Linked DNA regions of Homo sapiens: region 1 is linked to region 2. The links are chromatin loops, found by intact Hi-C in ENCODE. Cell type or tissue: OCI-LY7. All regions are shown on one strand. Each heading gives the region's core, and the rest is flanking DNA. Links, peaks and the distances in the headings are about the cores only. Region 1 overlaps LOC105375523 (a long non-coding RNA gene). Region 2 has its middle 180 kb from the start of CHRM2.

What was found. Peaks named below come from ENCODE experiments on the same cell type or tissue, not always from the same donor. Only the 100,000 strongest peaks of a DNase experiment are listed, where the experiment ranks them.
Region 1: a loop joins it to region 2, with 3 times the contacts of the local background. A loop is called at or near these places in 2 of 110 quality-filtered maps.

The regions. Positions count from the first base shown.
Region 1 is chr7:136,292,916-136,298,304 of GRCh38, reverse strand. The region is part of intron 3 of LOC105375523 (a long non-coding RNA gene); the gene reads right to left. Among named protein-coding and RNA genes, the nearest start is that of MTPN, 320 kb to the right of the region's middle. In OCI-LY7, for the core only: a CTCF peak has its summit at 3,139 (motif pointing left); DNase peaks (open chromatin) are centred at 3,114, 4,294 and 4,814; H3K4me3 peaks cover 1,586 bases; H3K27ac peaks cover 3,248 bases.
Region 2 is chr7:136,684,955-136,690,343 of GRCh38, reverse strand. No RefSeq gene overlaps it. Among named protein-coding and RNA genes, the nearest start is that of CHRM2, 180 kb to the left of the region's middle. In OCI-LY7, for the core only: CTCF peaks have their summits at 2,226 and 2,427 (motif pointing right); a DNase peak (open chromatin) is centred at 2,443.

The DNA.
Region 1 (5,389 bases), core at 196-5,195, 390 kb after region 2:
AGTCACTAAACCTGTGTAACATCTAAGGCATGTCCATAAAATAGAACACTCTGGACATTCTGTTTGATTAGGTACCCATTAGGTCCTATTCAGCACTACATGTACTGAAATGGCATATGTCCAAAAAGCATTACACGAAGAGACCAAAATACAGAATTACTAACATGGTATGCCACAATTTATGTTTAGTTTTTCTTTCTTTTTCAGGTGAAAATGCATGTCAGTTCCTAGATCATGTATAAATCAAAACAAGAAAAGGATGGGAAGTGGGTAACTGAAGGTCAGGAATGGGAATGCCATAAATTTTACATTTTGGACTTTTCAGAGCTTTTTTGATTTCTACAAGAATCTATTATTTAGTCAAACATATAAATGTAAAAGTGGTCAGGGGAGCAGCTACACTTCGCAGCTCATTTTTTATTCCCTTTGAAGACACATAAAGTTCCTCTTGGCCATGGGCTCTCCCTTCCTACCCCTCTTCAACCCACTCCAACTGAAAGCCAAGTTTTCTATCCCTTCCAGACTCCCCAGTCAATGTAGGAAGGCCTCACAGGCCATGAGGTTAGCCCAGCCACCATTTTCTCCCATAACCTCACTTCCAGATTGGATAAGCCTCTATGTTCATAATGTCTATTTTCTCTTTTTCCTTTGATTCCCACCCATACTCTTTCCACTTAAAATCAGTACCGTGTGCCTATCCAGGAGTACTCTTGAGTGAAATATATATATAGTTCTCAGGGGCATTGACTTTTTGTCATTGACATTGACATCGTTCCCGTCTAAATATTTTAAATGTTTTTGAAATTATTTTAAAGACTTTTGTGTAGTATTTCTTAAGTCTACATATGTCCATGGCTCCATGCTAATTATTTAATGCCCATGAAAGTAACGCAGTAATCCGTGTCTATGTGAAGTTATTTGGTAGGTGTGTATAACCCTGTAAGATGGCTAAAAACTCAATCTACCAAAGACAGAAACAAATTCAGTGATACTGCAACTTATAAGAAGGAATATTTCCTATATTTTGAATTTTAAGCCTTTTTGCTTAATTCTTATATTTTGTATTCACACTTTTATTTCATATTTGCTGCACACCTGAGCCTCTCTCAGCTTCAGGAGAAGTCACTTGCCCTAGCTACTGCTGCCCCCAAAATTCTGCCCCCCAGCTTTAATTCCAACTGAATATGATTCAGAAGTTGACATGTTACCACCACTGCCTGGTTATTAAGAGAAGACGCCCTAAGGAGTGGGATAGCAAATGTGACAATCTTGAAGCCTGGTTCTCCTGTGTAAGATGTAAAGGCAATATAAAGGCAATATTCTTTCCTTACATACATTTTGAATGAGTACTATGTGCAAAATTGAGCTGAGTTCCCTGCATGTTTTTATGTTTACAACTGAAATAATTAGGGATCACCTTTCCCATAAGCCATCAAATAAATCTATCCTGTCTGGGATTTTTTTTTTTTTAAATTTCTAGGTACCATCTGTGTCAGTTTGGGTTGCTATAACAAAGTACAACAGATGGGGCAGCTTAAAACAATGCAAATTTATTTTCTCACAGTTCTAGAGTCTAGATCAAGGTGTAGGCAAATTTTGTTCCTACAGAGGTCTCTCTTTCAGGCTTGCATATAGCCGCCTTCTTGCTGTGTCCTCATATGGCCTTTCTTCTGTGTGTACACTTGTCTGTGTCTTATTCCCCTCTTCTTATGAGGGCAACAGTCAAATTGCATCAGGGTCCACACATACGACCTCATTTTATCTTAACTACCAATTTAAAGGTCCTATTTCCAAATATGGTCACATTTTGAGGTCCTAGGTTGAGAATGTCAACACATGAAGTTAGGGGGAAGAAATAATTCAGTCTATAAAGTTGACTAAAATATATTAAAGTCTGACTACAATATTGTCCTCTAGGATTATGTCATGGGATATAACTAGGTGAAATTTTACAATGGGGTTCTTTTCATACTTTCATAATTAAGATTTCTGGATTTTATGCATATAATTTCATTGACTTCTACACATAAAGCACAATTAGGCAGTGTTTCAGTGTACAAACTTTTGGGAAAATTATTTGCAAAAAAAAAAAGAAAAGAAGAAAGTCCTAATAATTCTGCTGCCTGCATCCATGTTATTCTGCAGTGCTCTTCCAAATTGAGGCTGGTCTTAGCCATATGACTTACTTTGACCAGTTAGACAATAATGAAAACATAAGCAGAGGCTTTAAAATCACTTGTGAATTGGAGCTTGTCCTTTTGATATTTGGGAACCTTTTCAATGATGTGAATAAGCCCAGGATGCAGGATGATGAGAGACACATGGCTCATCTCCCTAACCACAGCCAATTGTCAACCTAGCCCCAGAATCGGAGCCAACTGATGTGACCGCATTTATGCCAGGTGAGTCCAGCCAAGATCAGCACACCACCACCCAGCTGAACTCAGCCCAAACTGCCAACTCATGGAATCATGAGCTAAATTAATGGTTGTTGTTTTAAAGCAACAAAGTTTTGAGGCAGTTTGTTACACAGCAAAACCGAAACAATACAATGAAAACCTCAGACCTGCCAGGCGCGGTGGCTCATGCCTGTAATCCCAGCACTTTGGGAGGCCGAGGCGGGCGAATCACGAGGTCAGGAGATCAAGACCATCCTGGCTAACACGGAGAAACCCCGTCTCTACTAAATAGACAAAAAATCAGCTGGGTGTGGTGGCGGGCGCCTGTAGTCCCAGCTACTCAGGAGGCTGAGGCAGGAGAATGGTGTGAACCCGGGAGGCGGAGCTTGCAGTGAGGAGAGATGGTGCCACTGCACTACAGCCTGGGCGACAGAGAGAGACTCCGTCTCAAAAAAAAAGAAAGAAAGAAAACCTCAGACCTAAGAATCTCATGGCTTACTTATTTAAACACAAATGAATAGAATTAACATTTGCATGTTAAAGCATCAACAATAGAGTTGGTTAAAATCTTCAGAGATTAAAGAAAAGCCACCAAAAGTGAACTGATACATATTAAATAGGCTAAGAATAGCCAAGATGGATTAGTGTATGCCACAGACAAAATGTTGGCAAAATGATGTCAGAATAACTCAAAAAAAGTGCCAGGTGCAGTGGCACCTGCCTGCCACCTACAGGTGCATGCCTGTAGTCCCAGCTACTCTGGAGGCTGAGGCAGGAGGATTGTTGCTTGATCAGGCCTGTGGATAGCACTACACTCCAGCCTGGGTAAAATAGCGGGACTCCCATCTCTAAAATAAAACATAAAAAATATTGTTGTCCCTTGGTATCTGCAAGGAATTTGTTCCAGGACTCCACTCCTCAACCCCCCAACCCCACCCACCTCATATACCAAAATCTGAGGATGTTTATTTCTCTGATATAAAATGGGGTAGTATTTGCATATAACCCCATGCACATCCTCCAGTATATCTTAAAACTTCTCTAGATTTGTTATAATACCTAATATAAAGTAAATGTTATATAAATAGTTGTTATACAGTATTGTTTTATCAATATTATTTTTATTGTTGTAATGTTATTTTTATTGGTTTTTTCCCCAAGTATTTTCAATCCAGGCTTGCCTGAATTTGTAGATGTGGAATATGCGGATATGGAGGGCCAACTGTGTTAAGACAGATCTGGCCAAAATCACAGTTGCTGCAGTGAAACCTCACCCCATGTTATAGGATTCCCTTGTGAAATGGGGTAAATTATAACTAACTTGAGTGAAGACTAATATAATTCAGTGGTAGAAATCTGAAATATAGACTATTTAAGAGGAGTATACCATAGCATCTTAAGTTATACAAATCAATGGCTAACAAAGCGTGGCCATGAAAGGATTTTTGCTAAACCAAACTGAATCAATACATAAAATGGTTTGCCATTGATTCATGAAGAGTATGTCAATGAGGCACAAGAGTGCTAAAGAATACAAAAAGAAAAAAGAATACAAAATAAAACAAAAAAGAATGAAAGAAATAACTCATTTCAGTCTTGATCAGCAGACCCTGGTAACAAACAGCATGCAATTCACCTGGCAGAAGAGGAGAAAGATGAGTTTTCAAACATTGAAGGCTGTGAGATTTTTGCTGATGACTCAGCTTTCTGAGGCAGGCAATTCCCTATGCAAAGCCTAGCTCAGCAACTCTAAGGAGTGGATAATGGTTCATTGCTAATTTGTGTCACCTAGATAAATTAGTCTGTCTGCTCAGGTAGGAAAAGACAGTGGCTGCAAAGCCCAAATTTGAATTCAATGGCCAGATGTGGCAGTTCATGATGAGGGTCCCTGGGGATGCACTAAGAATGCAATGCCACCTGAGACTCCTCACCATGAGAGATAAAAACTGGCAGAACAGAAGTTCAGTGACAAAAGAGCAGAAGTGAATGCATACAGTGAGGATGACTATATATTGATATAATATATTGTCCAAACCAAGACAACTCTGGGAACAAAAATGGGTGCCATTAATAATTATGCTGATACCACAGGTATGAACTGGAACTGTCCCAATTTTGAAGTCAAGAGTTCATGAAATCATTATCATACATAAATATGTATCATAATCAAAGAGAATCTGAAAGGGAAATATTCTAAAAACATACGAGGAGATAAAGACGAAGTAGGTAGAAGACTGTAACTTTGGGGAAAAATGTCTAGAGTCACTCCTTGGGGAAGAGGCAGCCCATACTCTCTATATCAAGGAAGATTTGTAGCTTCAAAAGATCCAGAAAACCAATCAACTGCCGCAGGAAGAAGAGATGCATCATAGATGCTGGTGGCTCACCGCTGAGATTCAACTGCTTATGAAACAAACCAGGCTGAATAAACAGTGAAGAATGGACACCTCTGCTATCAGGAACTCACTACTCACTTCCTTTTTTTTTTTTCTTTTGAGATAGCGTTTCACTCCGTTGCCCAGGCTGGAGTGCAGTGGCACTATCTCGGCTCACTGCAACCTCCGTCTCCCAGATTCAAGCAATTCTCCTGCCTCAGCTCCCCAAGAAGCTGGGATTACAGGGACCCACCACTATGCCCGGCTAATTTTTGTATTTTTAGTAGAGACAGGGTTTCATCTAAACACACACTTATCGTTGTGGTAAGAGCTAGGAGGAAAACAAAAACAAGGACATAATAGACCATATCTATGGGTGGTGAGTAAAATGATGGATAGTTGATAAGTAAAGGACTAAGAAAATGACTTTTGAGCTGAGACTCAAAAGTAGAACTGGTGATGCAAAGACAATGGGGGAAGAAACATTTCAGACAGAAGAAACAGCTGGTACAATAAGTTCTACAGCAAGAACAAGCAATGTGGCTGGAATAAAGGAAAGGAGGGAGAGTGATAGAAGATGAGATTAGAGAGTTGTGGGGTGGGTGCAAATAATAT
Region 2 (5,389 bases), core at 182-5,181:
AAACACACTGATGCATTCAATAGAGTAACTGCAAGAGTGAAGCTGACAAAGATTCTCTCCTTGACCAAACTCTACTCAGGCTTCCTGAATGTTTCAACTAGGCTTCAACTTTTAGACTCCCATGTTTTTGTCTGTGTTGTCTAATTTTGGCAAAAATTCTGCTAAGCCAATTCAACCAGAACACCCCACCCTTCATATCCCATCACCCTCAATACCTAATCAGGTTCCTCATCCTCCACCATCCCTCAGGGGATGTCTGATCCCCTTGGCCTGCCTTCAGCAAGAATCTTGTTAGATCAGTTTAGCCAGAATCTCCATTATGTTGTTGATGTTTTTGATGTTTTCTCTTAGTAATTTTTCATACTAGCCCCACAATGCTCCTGGGCTATAAATCCCCACTTGCTCACTTGTATTCTAAATTGAGCCCAGTCCTATACTCTTCTCCCCTATTGCAATAATCTTGAAAGAATTTTGTTTTTCACCACTTTAATGACCTTCCAGTTCTGGTTTTCTTTGACAAGCACTGCTGAAATGATGCTTCCTAGGTGTAGGCAATGGTTAGAGCTGAAGCTGGAGAATTAGATCGGTTAATCAATTTCACTGTTCTAAAGAATATGACCCCTCGGCCAGGCGCGGTGGCTCATGCCTGTAATCCCAGCACTTTGGGAGGCTGAGGCAGGCAAATCATGAGGTCAGGAGTTCAAGGCCAGCCTGGCCAACATGGTGAAACCCCTGTCTCTACTGAAAATACAAAAAATTAGCTGGGCATAGTGGTGGGCACCTGTATTCCCCACTACTTGGGAGGCTGAGGGAGGAGAATTGCTTGAACCCGGGAAGCAGAGGTTGAATTGAGCTGAGATTATGCCACAGCACTCCAGCCTGGGCGACAATGCGAGACTCTGTCTCAAAAAAAAAAAAAAAAAAAAAAAAAAGGAAAAAGAAAGAAAGAGAAAAGAATATGGCCCCTCAAGGTTTTAGGACACTGCCATGGTTAGGTTTACACTATGGAAAGACCACCCAGGCATAAAAATAGATAATTGTATAGGAGTAGCCAGTTAGTTTGCAAGAAGAAAGCCCAGTAAGAAGATACTTGAAATATGACAAGATAACAGATACTGAACTGCTGAAAAGAACTTGAAGCAATGGTGACAGAGATAAAGGGTGAAATGGAAAATAGCAAACAATTTTTGATGTAGCCCACACACTTGGCTGGGCCAAAGGAGAAAGGTTATGCTATGAAAGTTATGCACAAGAATCAGAGTCACTCAGTTTAGGCATCTACATTAAAGACGCAGGGGTCAAGGCATTTGGTTCTGGTTATATTATTCAAATACACTCTCAGAGATCACAGCTCATCTAATCACTCCTCAGAATTACTTTTTTCTGCTTTCCAAATATGAATGCTAAAATTCGTCCCATGATTACTGATAATATCATGATCTTTAAAGATATGGAAACAATGGCACTAGGCAACACAGAGTATTTCTAAACCTTGCTTGCAGGGAAATATGAAGATGTCTAAGCAATAGAACTGTTCTAAATACTTTTTGAATGATCATGTTTATGTAAAGACATTCCATGGTAAACAGTGGAAGCATATTCTGTAGTAACATTTCACCTTTGATAATAGTGGCATGTGCCAGGCTGTGAGTGACCAGGTGCTAATGTTGCATTGGTCCAATCTGTGCAGCATGAGCAGGCAACTGACTGTGACCCACGATAAAAAAATATTGTCAAAGGTTAGATTGTGTTGAAAGAATACCATAACTTTTATGGAATGAAGATCACTTGTTACAAATGGAAATTACTCAATATGTACAGGCTGGTAAAAAAAAAAAATGAAAATCTGAGGTATAACAGAAGCAAGTAGAAGATGTAGATTATCTGTTCAGAAGAGCTACTACACCATTCTCAACTTAAGTTTTTCTAGTTGTGTCAAAATCCACATGCCTGGCTGAAGTTCAACCTAGGTTTCCTGATAAATTATTTTCTATCAAATTATAACATGGTCAATTTGGAGAAGTGTGTTAAAAATTCTGATTTTCAGAGGAGAGTTAGGAAAATGCCTGTGTTATGTTTAAGTCACTATACATTTTGAGTTTTATGTAATATTTTTCTATTTTCATGTGAATTAATTGTTTTTGTCCATATGAAGTCATGACTATATGCATGACATTCTTCAGCTGCATTCACATGATACATTTATATTCTACAAAGGGCCAAGATACATGTTCTAAAAAAAACTAATTTATTTGGTTATTTCTATCTTATAGGTCCAACTTTTTAAAATGGTTGTGCTATTTTGAATGAAAGATGTCTAAACTCTGGAAAAATCTTTAAGATAGCTTCTGAAGATTCTGGATAAAATGAACTTTAACATGATTTTGATGGGTTGTTTGTTGCAATTTATGTCCACTCCACCAGGGGGCAAGAGACAATATAGGAAGGAAGAGATGCAGTTCTGGATTTTACAGGCTTATGGAGTAGACCAATGTTTGGAACGCCATATGGTAGGTGACCCAACACCACGTGCCTTAAGAGTGGAGAGTAAAAAAGGGCTAGCTGGGGAGGCAGTGTCTGGGAAGGCCCTTAGGAAAAGTGAACATTTGATATGGTCTTGAAAGATGAGGACAGCATGTCAGTTAGAAAGAGAGGAGGAGAATTCCGGGTCAATGGAATACTTCATCCAAAACTAGAGATGAGATCTTGGATTCTAGCCTGAATCAGCCACAGTGAAAGCTCAATTTGACTATTTATGGCCCTTGGTGAGGCAGCAAGGAAGGGGAAAGCCAGGTTATCACATAAGGACATGCAAGACAGGAAAGAGGAACTCCAGTTGGATCAGGACAGATTTTGTATGCCAGGCTCAACAACTGGAGACTGATTTCCTTGACAAAGAGGAATAATTAAAAGTTTTAAGCTGAGAAGTAATATAATATCATAATGATCATTCTGACCTCAATGAATAACACAGAAGAGATACTAGTAATATGGAGTCTCATGAGAAGGTTAACCCATTCATGCCTGAGGTTGCAATTTTTAAATTTTTGCATGAGTGAAAAATCAGACATTGGCAATGACCTTGAGCAGCAGGATACAAATAACTCTCACATGCTTAGCATTCCAATAACAGAACACTAGGCATAAATTTGTTTTAGTAACATAGCTGAGGGTACTTAATGAGTTCATATATTATTGTATCTTCATACTTGTGAGGTAGGTATCATTTACCCTTTTTGCAAATGGAGAAGCTAATAGTGAGTTGATGTAAACTGTCTATGACCACTAAGAAAGATCCCTCAAGGATCAGCCACTAGAACCTCCTGTTATTTATTTTTTTCCCAACAACTCTGACTTCTTTATTTTTCTCTTAGCAGAAAGCAAAAACATGAGAAATAAAAGTATCTCTTGGCATTTTTTCTTCAAAAATGCTAACAATTGTTATTTTAAAATATTTATTCTAATATCTCATATACTTTATGCTTCCAATAATATACTTAAAAATTCAACAAAGATTAACTTCTAACAGATTATAAATGTGCAAATGTATCTAACAATAAGACCTGTCACCTTCTCTGTTAATGTATGAGTAGCATTCCAAACTGAGACATTCACAGAAAAAATAAAAGCTATTTTCTTTTTACATAAATCTCCAAAGGAAATTATAAAATTGCCTCTAAATTTCCAAGGAGACTATGCTGAATTTCATTTTGCTGTGGGAGGAGGGAGACACTTGATACCAGACATTCAGGTAAAAACCTCAATCCTGTGGAAATTCTAAATACAGGGAATTATAGGACAACCTGGGTCCCTTGAAGCCTAGTCCCACAGGGTTTTATTTTTATATCACCTGCATATTAATGCTCTAACTCTCATATCAAATAGAAATAGGCTTGAATATCACCTCTCTCCATACTAACTGGAACCCTGAGGAAGTCACACAGCATTACTTTTCTCCTTTTGTTCATCTCCACTGATGAACAAATGATATCACTTAGTTCATCAAAGGTCTGTTTTGAGGAGTATTTTAATCCATATAAAAGACTTTGTCTAATGTCTAGTCCAAAGTGTATGTCCAATGCATTGTAGCTGTTACTGTAATCACTCATTTAGAAATCACAGAATCAGAGCTAAAATGCACTTCAGCAATCATCTGAGCAACCATCTGATTTGGGTATTTAAAAAAACTGAGGTCTAGACAGAAAGTGTTTGCCCAAGGTGACATAGCTAATCCATCACAGAGCCGAGACTGTAACCCAGATAATTTAGATTCTGGTCTGGTGTCCTTTCTGCTATTACACACCAACTTCAGTGCTGCAAGATATTACAGCAGATGTGTTGCGGTTCTGTCTGGCATAACTGGGAGTAGCTGAAACTCAAGCAATTTGGATGTGCCCGGGGAATGGGTGAAATCAATGAGTGAGGCTCTTACTCTGGCATAGATTGAAGAATGAAGCACATGTATAATGTGTACTGCTCTCTTTCACCTTTGTGTTCTTTAGGATTTATGGATCTTCTTTCCACGTAGGAAGATGACTTCTTTGAAAGACAGGTAATGTGAGACACATGCCCTGAACTCCGGAGTGAATAGCAGCTGAAACAGCTGCTGGAGCCCCTATCCTGCCAGCAAGTATCCCCTTCATCTTCAGGCTGACAGAGAGCTGCTGGCTGCATCTGATCTGTCAGCTGCTTCACTCCTCCGGAATGAGCAAATAGTCTGTGCCCTGATCTAAGATGAGAAAAAACAACAGCCTAATCACTAAAAACTCTGCCACTGACGCACATGCAAATAGCAGTTTATAACAACAAAAAAGAGGCATATATGTAGCTGGCCTATAATTATTATATTAGACAATTTTATGGATAAGTGCCTGGCTACTCTTTGGGAGAGAAAAAAATAATCTCCCATCAGGATCTACCTACAGAAATATCAGCACTAATAATTTTCAGTGGGGGAATGCTTAGCTTTTTCAACATTAGCAATACTAAAAATAAAAAGCAATAATAATACTCTAAATGGTAGTGGTACTGTAACAATTCAGTTGATATTTTCTGCTCAAAGTCTTTACAATTGACAAGTCACCTCTTACACTGTATTTTATTTTTATGTGTTAAGTGAGACTACTGACTTAGATAATCTCTGAAGTCCCTTTCATTATATAATATTGTAACTCTGAGCTTAATTCTTCTATATATCTGATAGAATTTCTCTATGATCATTGTACTAGCATATAATAAGTAGGGTTCACACTGATTCAGGAAGAGTTTTTAAAAACATATTTAATATTCTCAGGTAATTTTTCAGAACTGTTAAAAACTATTTAGCCTTTTGACTTGTGGAAAAAAAACAATAGTTGTATCTAAGGATAAAAAGATGACAAGAAATAGA